Regions from separate parts of the Homo sapiens genome. Here region 1 is linked to region 2. The links are chromatin loops, found by intact Hi-C in ENCODE. Cell type or tissue: HCT116. All regions are shown on one strand.

Region 1 (5,000 bases), 1.1 Mb before region 2:
GAGATGAAGTCTTGCTATGTTGCCCAGGCTGGTCGCAAACTCTTATTGTGACAGTTCTCTATCTCTCTGTGAACAAGGCCAAGGAAGATTTACCAAACCCATCCAAAGCTGCCCCGCCCCCACTTCCAGCTCTTGGAGGTCTCCCATCTGGAGCTGGGGGCTCCAGCCTGCTTTGAAGTCTTCCGGGGTGTGAGATTCATTACTTCTCATCCTTTCCCATTCCCTCTTTGATAGCTCACCTTCTAAATGCTAAACAGTCCAAACAGATTTCCCTGGAGCGCCTACCCATTGGTTCTAGTTTGTTCCCCAGAGCTTCTCAAAACATCTCTCAGCCTCTTCCCAGGCCATCCTGCATCTGGCAAAGATAGGCAGGCCATGCTGGCCTCCCGATTTTCTCCAAGCTAAACTCAGGCCCTTTGACAGGTCCCATATGCAAACGAGTCAGGCACCAAAGGGCAGAGCTAGGATGCAAATATTTCTCATTTTCGACTGTCTTCTTTCTATTAAACTATTCTGCAATCCCTCTACTGATACCTGAATATTTCAGTGTGGTTAATTTTCCTATCTTGTCCTCGCAACTCAAGAAAATTTTTATAGTACTTCGTGTTTTAAAAATTATTTTCATGAACATTGTACAATCTGTGAAGTAGGTCTCATTATCTCTATTTTATGCAAGTGGAGAAGTAGGCTGGGGCTTAGAGAGGTTCTCTAAGTGTGGTCCTCTACCCACAGAAGCAGCGTCTTTCAGGATCTGTGAGACATACGCATTCCCAGGCCTACCCCAGACCTATGGAATCAGAAACTCTGGGGTGGGGCTTAGGAATCTGTGTTTTCATAAGCCCTCCCAGTGTGATTCAGATGCACGCTCGAGTGTAAGAAATGCTGCCTCAGCTATGGGTGGGTTGCCCAGGAATTTGTTAGATTTTTTAAAAAGTAAACAAAAACAATAAAACACCAAAACACTGAGGTTCTGTAGGACATTTAGACTTTTCCCCCAAGTCCTCCCTAACTCCTCACTTTGAGTCTAGAAGAAGCTACTTTTATCATAAACGCTGAACTAATCACATGCCATGGTTGTTTGTAGATGAACACATTTTATCTTTTGTAGATCACCTTTCAGAGGAGAAGAATTTTAAAGAATCCTGTCTGTTCGACAGGGATTTAAGAGAGCAGTTAACTACTATAGATAAAGAAACACTTCAAGGAGCAGCTAAACCAGGTGGGAATCTATATGGCCTATAAACTAAGTATGATGCTTAAATACGGACAACTTCTGAATGTGTCTTTTGCCTTTCATGGTATTTTAACTGACATCTTTAATTCACCCGCTAAAGTGAATTAAATCTGCAGTGAATACAACCTGCAGTTAAAATTTATGAATTAAACCAACTCCAGAGGCCGGGCACGGTGGCTCACGCCTGTAATCCCAGCACTTTAGGAGGTCAAGGTGGGCGGATCACCTGAGGCCAGGAGTTAGAGACTACCCTGGCCAACATGGTAAAACCCCGTCTCTACTAAAAATACAAAAGAAAAAATTAGCTGGGCATGGTGGCGGGTGCCTGTAATCGCAGCTACTCGGGAGGCTGAGGCAGTTCAAGAATCACTTGAACCCAGTAGGGGGAGGCTGCAGTGAGCTGAGATTGCACCATTGCACTCCAGCCTGGGCAACAAGAGCGAGACTCAATCTAAAAAAATAAATAAATAAATAAAAACCCAACTCCGGGAATTTCACCACTCTTCCAAAAAGATGCTACTTTTATATTGTTTCTATACAGCCAGGGCTTCACCCTCGCTCATCCCTGAGCCCAGACCTGTTTAGAGTGGGCAGAAGCTCACCCATGCTGGTACCAAGTGCAGTACACCCCTCCACACTGCCACTCCCTGTCAAAATTATACCTGGTTGTCACTTCCTAATGCTTAGAAATTAAATGCTGAATTATTCTAGCAGAGCCTTAGAGCTGCTGGATACGCTGCCTCTTGGCATAGCATAGCTGAAGGTAGGAGGCTGGACATGCCCTGTTTTCTCCCCATCACCCAAGAAGACCCTTGCTCAGCACTCTGCTGTCTACATAACCGGCTGCCCTGGGCAGCTCTCCACACGAAACCAGCCGATACCTGGGATCATACCTCCATGCCTGATTTCCCTGATGTCTTTTTCTTTTTTGGTCACATTATAAATGGGGTGACAGAAGCTCTAGGAGACACTAATGTCGGCTGAGATCTCCTTCCTTTGAGATCTAGCTAAGACTGCCGCGTTTTCCCCAGCCTGTGCTCAGTGGTATTCCGTCCACTCTCACAATTTCTGTAAGTCCTCAGAGGGGCTCAGGAGCTCAGGATCATCTGTGGCCTTGTGTTTGCCTCGTGCTGGTGCAGACATGAAATCTCCCAAACCTACACACACGAGGCAGATTGTGTATGCAGTACAACTTTCTGAGGCCAGGGGGCAGAGGAGGGGAAGCAGAGAAGAGGTTATATCACTGCCCTGTGAAAAGCTGCAGAGTGTTCGCCTCCATTGTTCTTAAAATCCTTTGCAGTAGGATTTCTCAACCTCCTCTAGTGCCCCTGCTTCCTCCTACCCATCTGAGCTCTCCTCTGTTCTTCTCTTTACCTCCTACAAATTGTCTGTGGAACTTTCTTTCTGGCTGCTTTGTTGCATGCCAGCCCGTATCCTCAGTGTCTCATCTCCACCCCCCAAAATCATCCCATCTTATCGCCAAATAGCAGATGAATGCATATGAATGCATTTCCCCAAACAGCCAGTTCCTTCCCAAGAGGACTTCTGGAACCAGTGGCTAAGATGCCAAGGTTTTTTGTTTTTTTTTTTGAGATGGAGTCTCACTCTTTTGCCCAGGCTGGAGTGCAGTGGTGCGATCTCAGCTCACGCTCACGGCAACCTCCGCCTCCCGGGTTCACGCCATTCTCCTGCCTCAGCCTCCCAAGTAGCTGGGACTACAGGCGCCCGCCACCACGCCCGGCTAATTTTTTTTGTATTTTTAGTAGAGACGGGGTTTCACCGTCTTAGCCAGGATGGTCTCGATCTCCTGACCTCGTGATCCGCCCGCCTCAGCCTCCCAAAGTGCTGGGATTACAGGCGTGAGCCACCGCGCCCGGCCGAGATGCCAAGGTTTCTATTCTGTTATGAATGGAATGAACAGGTGTCCCTTGCAGGCTTAGTCCTGGTTGTGGGTAGCCCGGTGGGTATCTCTGTTCACTCTGCGCTGTGTCTTCTCATTTAGATGCTCACTTTAGGACTATGCCCTGCGGGCAGCTTCTGCACTTCCTGCAGAGGAACACCATCATCGCCGCCGTCTCAGGGGTGGCCATCCTCATGGCCATCGTGCTGTTGCTGCTTGGGTTGGCCTCATACATCAGGAAGAAACAGCCATCGTGCGTGGTGCTGGCATAACCTTCCTTCCAAGAACCCGCGGGTGTTAGAACTCACGCTGCCCTCAGGGCTTCCTGCTGATCTGGTTTACGAGGAGGGCAGAAGCTGCAAGCCTGGTTGTGCTTCAGCATCCCCTGGCCTGCTCTGTCAAAGCACACAGGACCTGGGCCATGGGTTTTCGGCACAGCCTGGGTGATTCTGATGCACAGCCGGGTTTGGGGATCCCTGGGTGGGCCAGGGTTGCCTCTCAAGGCCACTACGGTTAGGCCAGACCTGTCCCCATATTGAGGGCTCTGGCTGAAAGATTGGTAAATAGGAATATGGATTTACAAAAGAAAGGAAAAATACAAATCTAAGAGGGTGAGGAGGGCTGAAGCCACGAAGGAGAGTGAGAGCAGGGCTGATATTCAGCTCCTTCACATTGGCACAGCTGTCCTGCTTGTTAGAATACTGAAAGCCTTCCCCGAGCTTCCCACTGACCTCCTGATCTTCTCCGTGATCCTGCAAATGAAGGATTAGTGCCTGGCACAGCCGTGGCCCTCCAAGGCTCTGCTTCAGTGGTGGTCATTTTGACTGGTCAGTGCCTGTCTACACCCCCGTCTACACCAGTTGTTAAATATTTTGGTTAGGCCTCTAGATGAGGGGGCTCAGGCACAGAGGCACTCACCATGAGCAGGCGCTAGGAAGCAAATGGTTTGCACGATGACGTGTATGCATAGCTGCATTTTGAAATTACGTGCTTCTTGCTGCGTCCCCAGGGACATGTATTCCTGACCACAGAAGGAAGAGCAGCTCCCCACAGCCCTTCAGTCCTGCCTGACACTGCACTGAATGCTCAGCTTGCCCCTAGAGCAATGGGGTGGAGGTGTGTGTTGAGGGGAAGTGTCCATCCCCACCCCTACCCACCCTCTGACTCCAGAGGTAGCAGTGTTTGAATTTCCCCACAAGAGTGGCATTGCTTTCTCTCCATGCCAAGGCTCCTGGAACTGGTGACTTATTCAGGCCACCTCCCCCAACCCCCACCTCCAGCATCCTCTTCCTACCAAGGCTCATCCATTGGACCTGCCATTTTCCCTCCATGCCCCTTGAGATGCCAGCAGAAGTGGTCAGAACTGTGGCCCCTCCCATAGGGACCAGTCAAAGTTGTGGGTGGCCTGAGTTAGTTAAGAGAAACTGGGGGGAAGAGAGTATCCCAGAGGCTCTGTGCTGCCCAGAGGCAAAAAGAATTTCACAGATGACAAACCTTACTGATGGGAAGCAGAATCCTCACGCTGGGAAGCGTCAGCCTCCACCACTGCCCAGCGAGTAGACAGCAGGACTCCTGTGCGCTGAGCTGAGCACTGTGGTTTTTGTTATTTTGTTTTAGATCTCCTCTGGCAAACACGACATATAATATTTTTATAATGGATGGAAAGACATGGTGGCACAATTCTGAAGAAAAAAATTTCACAAAACTTGCAAAAAAACAGAAACAGTTGAAGAGCAGCTCCTGTGTCTAAGCCAGGTCGTGGGGCCGTCAAACCAGGACTTGAAACCACAATGCGAGGACATTCTCCATCTGCGCACCACAGGGAGGCAATTCCATTTCTGCCCGGGAGGTGTATTCTACAAAAAC
Region 2 (5,000 bases):
TTGTTGGCATGACCACACAGAGAATATAATAATTTCAAGTGACTTTGACTCCACATCCAAGATAGAATACATTCTAGGAACAACAACAAGAAAACCAAAGATATCAAATTGCACTCACTAATCTTATTAGTAGTAATAATAATTAAAAAACCAAAAATATGAAATTGCACTCTGTAGTTTTATTAGCAATAACACTGATTATAAGACAGTGTGCAGAAAAGTATTTATAATATTTTTAACTTCCATATAGGGAAGGGATAAGGAAATTATTATAAATATATGATAGGTTAAAGAAAATAAGTCATTTTGTTAATATCATAAGGAGCCCTGGTTTCAAGTGTAAGAGAAAAGAGAATACAAAGAATTAAAGAAGTAAAAATGTTGTTTTATTAAACTTGAATTGGAAATATCAGCAAATTAATGGTTAATTTTTCTCTTGAAAAATAAACCATTTCCTAGCTATATCCACTGGAAAGGTTTAGAATCAGTGACAGCCAATTAGTAATCATCGCCCCTGGCAGCTGGACTGAGGTCTTTAAAAGCCATTTCACACCACAAGGAGGGAGCCAGGGTCCTGTCAAGAAAGTGCTGATTCCAGGTCAGGGGAAGAAAATATACCAAATAAACCTGAGATTTCTCATTGGACAAGAAAGTAAGGAAGCCATCAAAGATGAATGGGGTCATGTCAAAAGACGGAGCGAATTTCAAGTGACTCTCAACAGCCTAAGATGGAACAACTTGAGCATTAAAATGAATAAAGACTGTCATGGATTAAAGCAAATCAAATATATAAAAAGTAATGCATTCCCAATGATATTTGGAAAAAAAAAGAAAAAAACAAAACCCACTGGCCACTGTCAGGAGTTGCTAGGGGGCCACGTCATTACTCTGAGGGTGGATCAATAAAAGGAGAGCCAAGCATGATCCTGACTTTACAAATTGTATTTCGGAGCAACCAAGCAATTGATGAAGGAAAGTTCTTCATCAAAGAATTTCAGTTAGCAAGTGTACAGTGAATGATAGAATTAGAAAAACCACCACTTTGTGACAAAATAACAGATCATCACCAGGTGTTAAAACTGTCAGGTGAAGGTTGGTGGAGGGACGACAGTGACACACCCTGAACCCACTGCTCAGAAAGCAGGTGACTCATCATGGGATGTGACAACAACCAGCACCTGCTTGAACCTGACAGAATCTGGATCCATCGAATGATGTACCGGGAATTGGGAGAATATAGGAAAGAGTTGAGTCACACCAAGAGAAAGCAAAGCCAGAATATGGGACATTCTGCAGGACACATGGCCCTGCTCTTCCTTCAGATCAATGACGTGAAACAAAGGGAGAGGGCAAAAGGAAATCGTTATAGATTAACAGACTTAAGAAGCACAACCGCACAGACACAGACACGATAAATGGGCGTCACTTTATTCAACCCACAGGGTCCCATGTGGTTTGCTCGCACTAATGTGCCTTAGTAAATGGAGCTGTTTTCCCCACAGTGATGGATGAGAAGTTGCCGCAGACTCTCCCACAGGCCAAGCAGTACTTGCCTCTTCCTCTGTGCTGCTCTCTAAAAATGTCATTTGCACTTCCCAGGCCTCATCATGCTCCATTCCCAATCTTCCTTGCCTAGCATCAAAACCAGCAAACTGTTACCAGTCACTGAGGGCCAGCTCCCTGCAAGGTGCTGGGAATATCAAGATAAAAAGCACACCGTCTCCACTTTCCATGGGCTCCTGTGACAGGGAGGACATCAGCAAGCGGACAGGACAATTCATCCCAGCTTGCCCCTCTGGCTGGGCTCCTGTCTGTGGTTGGAGGGGCCACTCCCAGGCCTGTCTCTCCAACACCAGAACTGTGTGCTCCAGTCAAGAGACAGGGGTGGATGGGGGTGGGTGTTAGAGTTTCCCTGGGGCTTGCAAAGTGATGACATTGAATAATTAGTAATATTATCGCGATAACATCTCGTTCCCCAAGAGTTCAGAGAACCGCCTAAAAAAAATGCATGCACGCCGGGCGCCGTGGATCACGCCTGTAATCCCAGCACTTTGGGAGGCCGAGGCGGGCGGATCGCGAGGTCAGGAAATCGAGACCATCCTGGCTAACACGGTGAAATCCCGTCTCTGCTGAAAATACAAAAAAAATTTAGCCAGGCGTGGTGGCGGGTGCCTGTAGTCCCAGCTACTCGGGAGGCTGAGGCAGGAGGATGGCGTGAACCCGGGAGGCGCAGCTTGCAGTGAGCCAAGATCGCGCCACCGCACTCCAGCCTGGGCGACAGAGCGAGACTCCGTCTCAAAAAAAAAAAAAAAATGCATGCACAGTATATCCCTTCCACACTTCACATGGTGCAATGTGAGTCTATTACATTCCCTGCTAGCACCAAAAACAATCAAAACCTAAATCAAACCCAAAACTGAAAAAAAAAAAAAAAAAAGGTTCCAATCTTTCCTTTCCAGTCATCTGGTGCCACCAAGTGGCCAGCAAAATTTCTACTCCTTTAAAAAACAGGCAAGGAGGCTGGGGAGGGGCGAGAGCAAGAGAGGGGACAGGACACCACTATTGGGATGCTCAAGCCTGGGACCCATCTCAGCGTGGTCTGTACCCCAAACCTGAGGGATATTATGTTCTCTGAAGAGTTCTATCCTTAAAGGGCCAGCGTTGTCTTAAAAAAAAAAAGGTAAAAGCTAGCATAGCAACAAATCTGTTTCGTTTCCTCTTAGTCACAGGAATAACTGCTAGAATAACTGCAGCATATGTACTGTAACTATATTTTAATGAAACACAAGTTACAAAAATAAGGATTTCTTTACTAGACCTCCCCAGTTTTTTGTGCTTATTGGGTCTGTTCTTTATGATATTTTTGGATGATTTTTTTTCTAAGATAGCAAGGAGCGCCCCCTCCCCACCCCCATCAAGTGAAAATATTCTGATTAGATTACTTAACGTTCAACTTTAGAGAAATGCATTTTTCTAATATAGCATCTAGGTCCTCAAAAGAGTTTTAAGTCAAGTTAAACCAGGGCCCCTATCCTGATCCTGTCACTTTCAGCTGTAGGATGTTGGGCAAGTTCTAAATTTTATCTAGGGCTTATTTTGTCCGTTTATAAAATGGCATATAGTACCTCCTCTCCCACAGTTATTGTGGACTTAAACACACACAGCATTCTCCATCCCTAGGTTTGAAAAGACAGAAAACACAACTTCTATGGAAGAACCTCTAATGGAATTACCCAGGAGGAAAGGGGGCTCAGAAATCCAGCAAGTTACCAGGATAATGAAATCATGTATTTAGGTGCTCCTGGCCCGAGGGATGTAAAATGCAACTTACTCCAGCTCATCCTCGGAGTCGTAGCCCACTGGCCCGGATTCGATGGCAATGACCTCATTCCTCGTCTGACTTTGTTTCCAGGTGCTACTTCCTGTGGACGACGGCGATTCTTTTCTCTTCTTCTTCCCAAAAAACTTCTTAAAAGTTTTGAATTTAGATTTTTTCTTTCCTATACAGATTAGAGAAAAAAATAATAAATAAGACTGTTACAGTGTGTGTTTATGTGCATGTATGCAACAGGCACGTAAAAGAGAGAAAGCAAGATTTCCATCCATGCATCAGTTATCTGCTTCTGAAAAGTCCTTTTACTTCGCAAAAGTACATGGTATACCAGTTTTGCATACCTGAAAACACATCTTGTTTCTTTTTATTTAGGATATTTAAATAAAAGACACAAGAACACTTTGGAAGATGATCACAGAATCAAAATTAGCAACTTTCCTCTCATGTATAATCAAGTTTTGATTTCTAAAATATATTTGAGGCTGCAGTGAGCTATGATTGCACCGCTACACTCCAGCCTTAGTGACAGAGCAAGACCCTCTCTCAAAAAAAATAAAATAAAATAAAAATTATGAATTGCTTTGTCTAGTGTGAATACAGCATCAAGGACAATCAGAGGAGGCCCAACCTCATGGGCAAGAAGGTGGGTCTGTGGGGCACCAACTGCATGATGAGCTAATGACTTTTGGTGAGAAAAACAATGAGACTGGTCATCCCTGCAGGGGAGGGGTGTGGCCAGGCTGAGCCCAACTCTGCCATGCTTCCTGGATTATTAGAATTCACCACACTTTTCAACATTTTGTGATTGCTCCTCTGGTGACAGCTTCATTCTCTCCCATGAATTCTATCATACCCAGGTTTCCATGATTTCACATTAGTTGCTCAGCAAAGTTCATTCCTTTCCCGGAATAGTTACAGAACTGACAGTGGAGGGATGCAGCATCGTAGACTACCAGGATGCTGTCTAATACATCCTGAAAATTTGCACAATTTATTACTTTTTATAATAATTTAATAAACTGAATTCCTTAAAAAACCCAGGATCTTTCTGTTGTGTTTATATTATTGCCTCCTTGGGAAGCTTACATGGTCTTACTCTCATGGGGAGAATTACTTAGGATTACTTTAGTAGGAGTTCCTACATCATTACAGGTAGAACAAATCCCTCTCCAAGGATAAGTCAGTTCTACAGCACCTTCTAGTTTTCTCACCTTCTAGTGTGGAAGTGTTCTCAACTTTATAATCGTAAAAAATGTTTATGTTGTTAGTAGATGGTTCTCAATGAGCATTTATGATTTTGAAAGATTCTTAAGAGTTTTCTGCATTTGGTCAGGACACCCTGTGGCTTTTGCCTAGTCAACAAATTGGTATGCATCCTCGAAGGCCTGAATAGATACACAGCCTCAATATCATGACCATCAAAAATGCTGCTTACAGCATTAATGGTCTCCTCAAGTGTAACTGGCAGAGCTCAAGCATAACTGCTGTACACCTTTGTTCCACTGGCAGGGCTTAGCCATCCATTTGTTCAAACTATATTTCTTCTCCTACTAGGCTTTGTAATTCGATTTCTTTAATGGTGACAGGACTAGTCCATTTTTCTACTTCCTGAATCTGTTTTTTTAAGTAACATTTTTCTGAAAATGTATTTTTTCCAAATTTTCAA

What was found. Peaks named below come from ENCODE experiments on the same cell type or tissue, not always from the same donor. Only the 100,000 strongest peaks of a DNase experiment are listed, where the experiment ranks them.
Region 1: it touches region 2 in a loop (27-fold over the local background); 4 of 110 quality-filtered maps call a loop at or near these places.

The regions. Positions count from the first base shown.
Region 1 is chr2:97,697,918-97,702,917 of GRCh38, forward strand. It overlaps C2orf92 (chromosome 2 open reading frame 92), which reads left to right. Exons shown (of 8, transcript NM_001351368.2): 6 at 1,109-1,219; 7 at 3,237-3,387; 8 at 4,752-5,000. The coding sequence ends at 4,884. Among named protein-coding and RNA genes, the nearest start is that of ZAP70, 13 kb to the right of the region's middle. In HCT116, a CTCF peak has its summit at 2,420; a DNase peak (open chromatin) is centred at 2,404.
Region 2 is chr2:98,834,788-98,839,787 of GRCh38, forward strand. CRACDL (CRACD like) reads right to left here. Exons shown (of 10, transcript NM_207362.3): 3 at 3,332-3,500. Among named protein-coding and RNA genes, the nearest start is that of LINC02611, 65 kb to the left of the region's middle. RefSeq lists a silencer at 2,359-2,653. In HCT116, a CTCF peak has its summit at 2,471 (motif pointing left); a DNase peak (open chromatin) is centred at 2,524.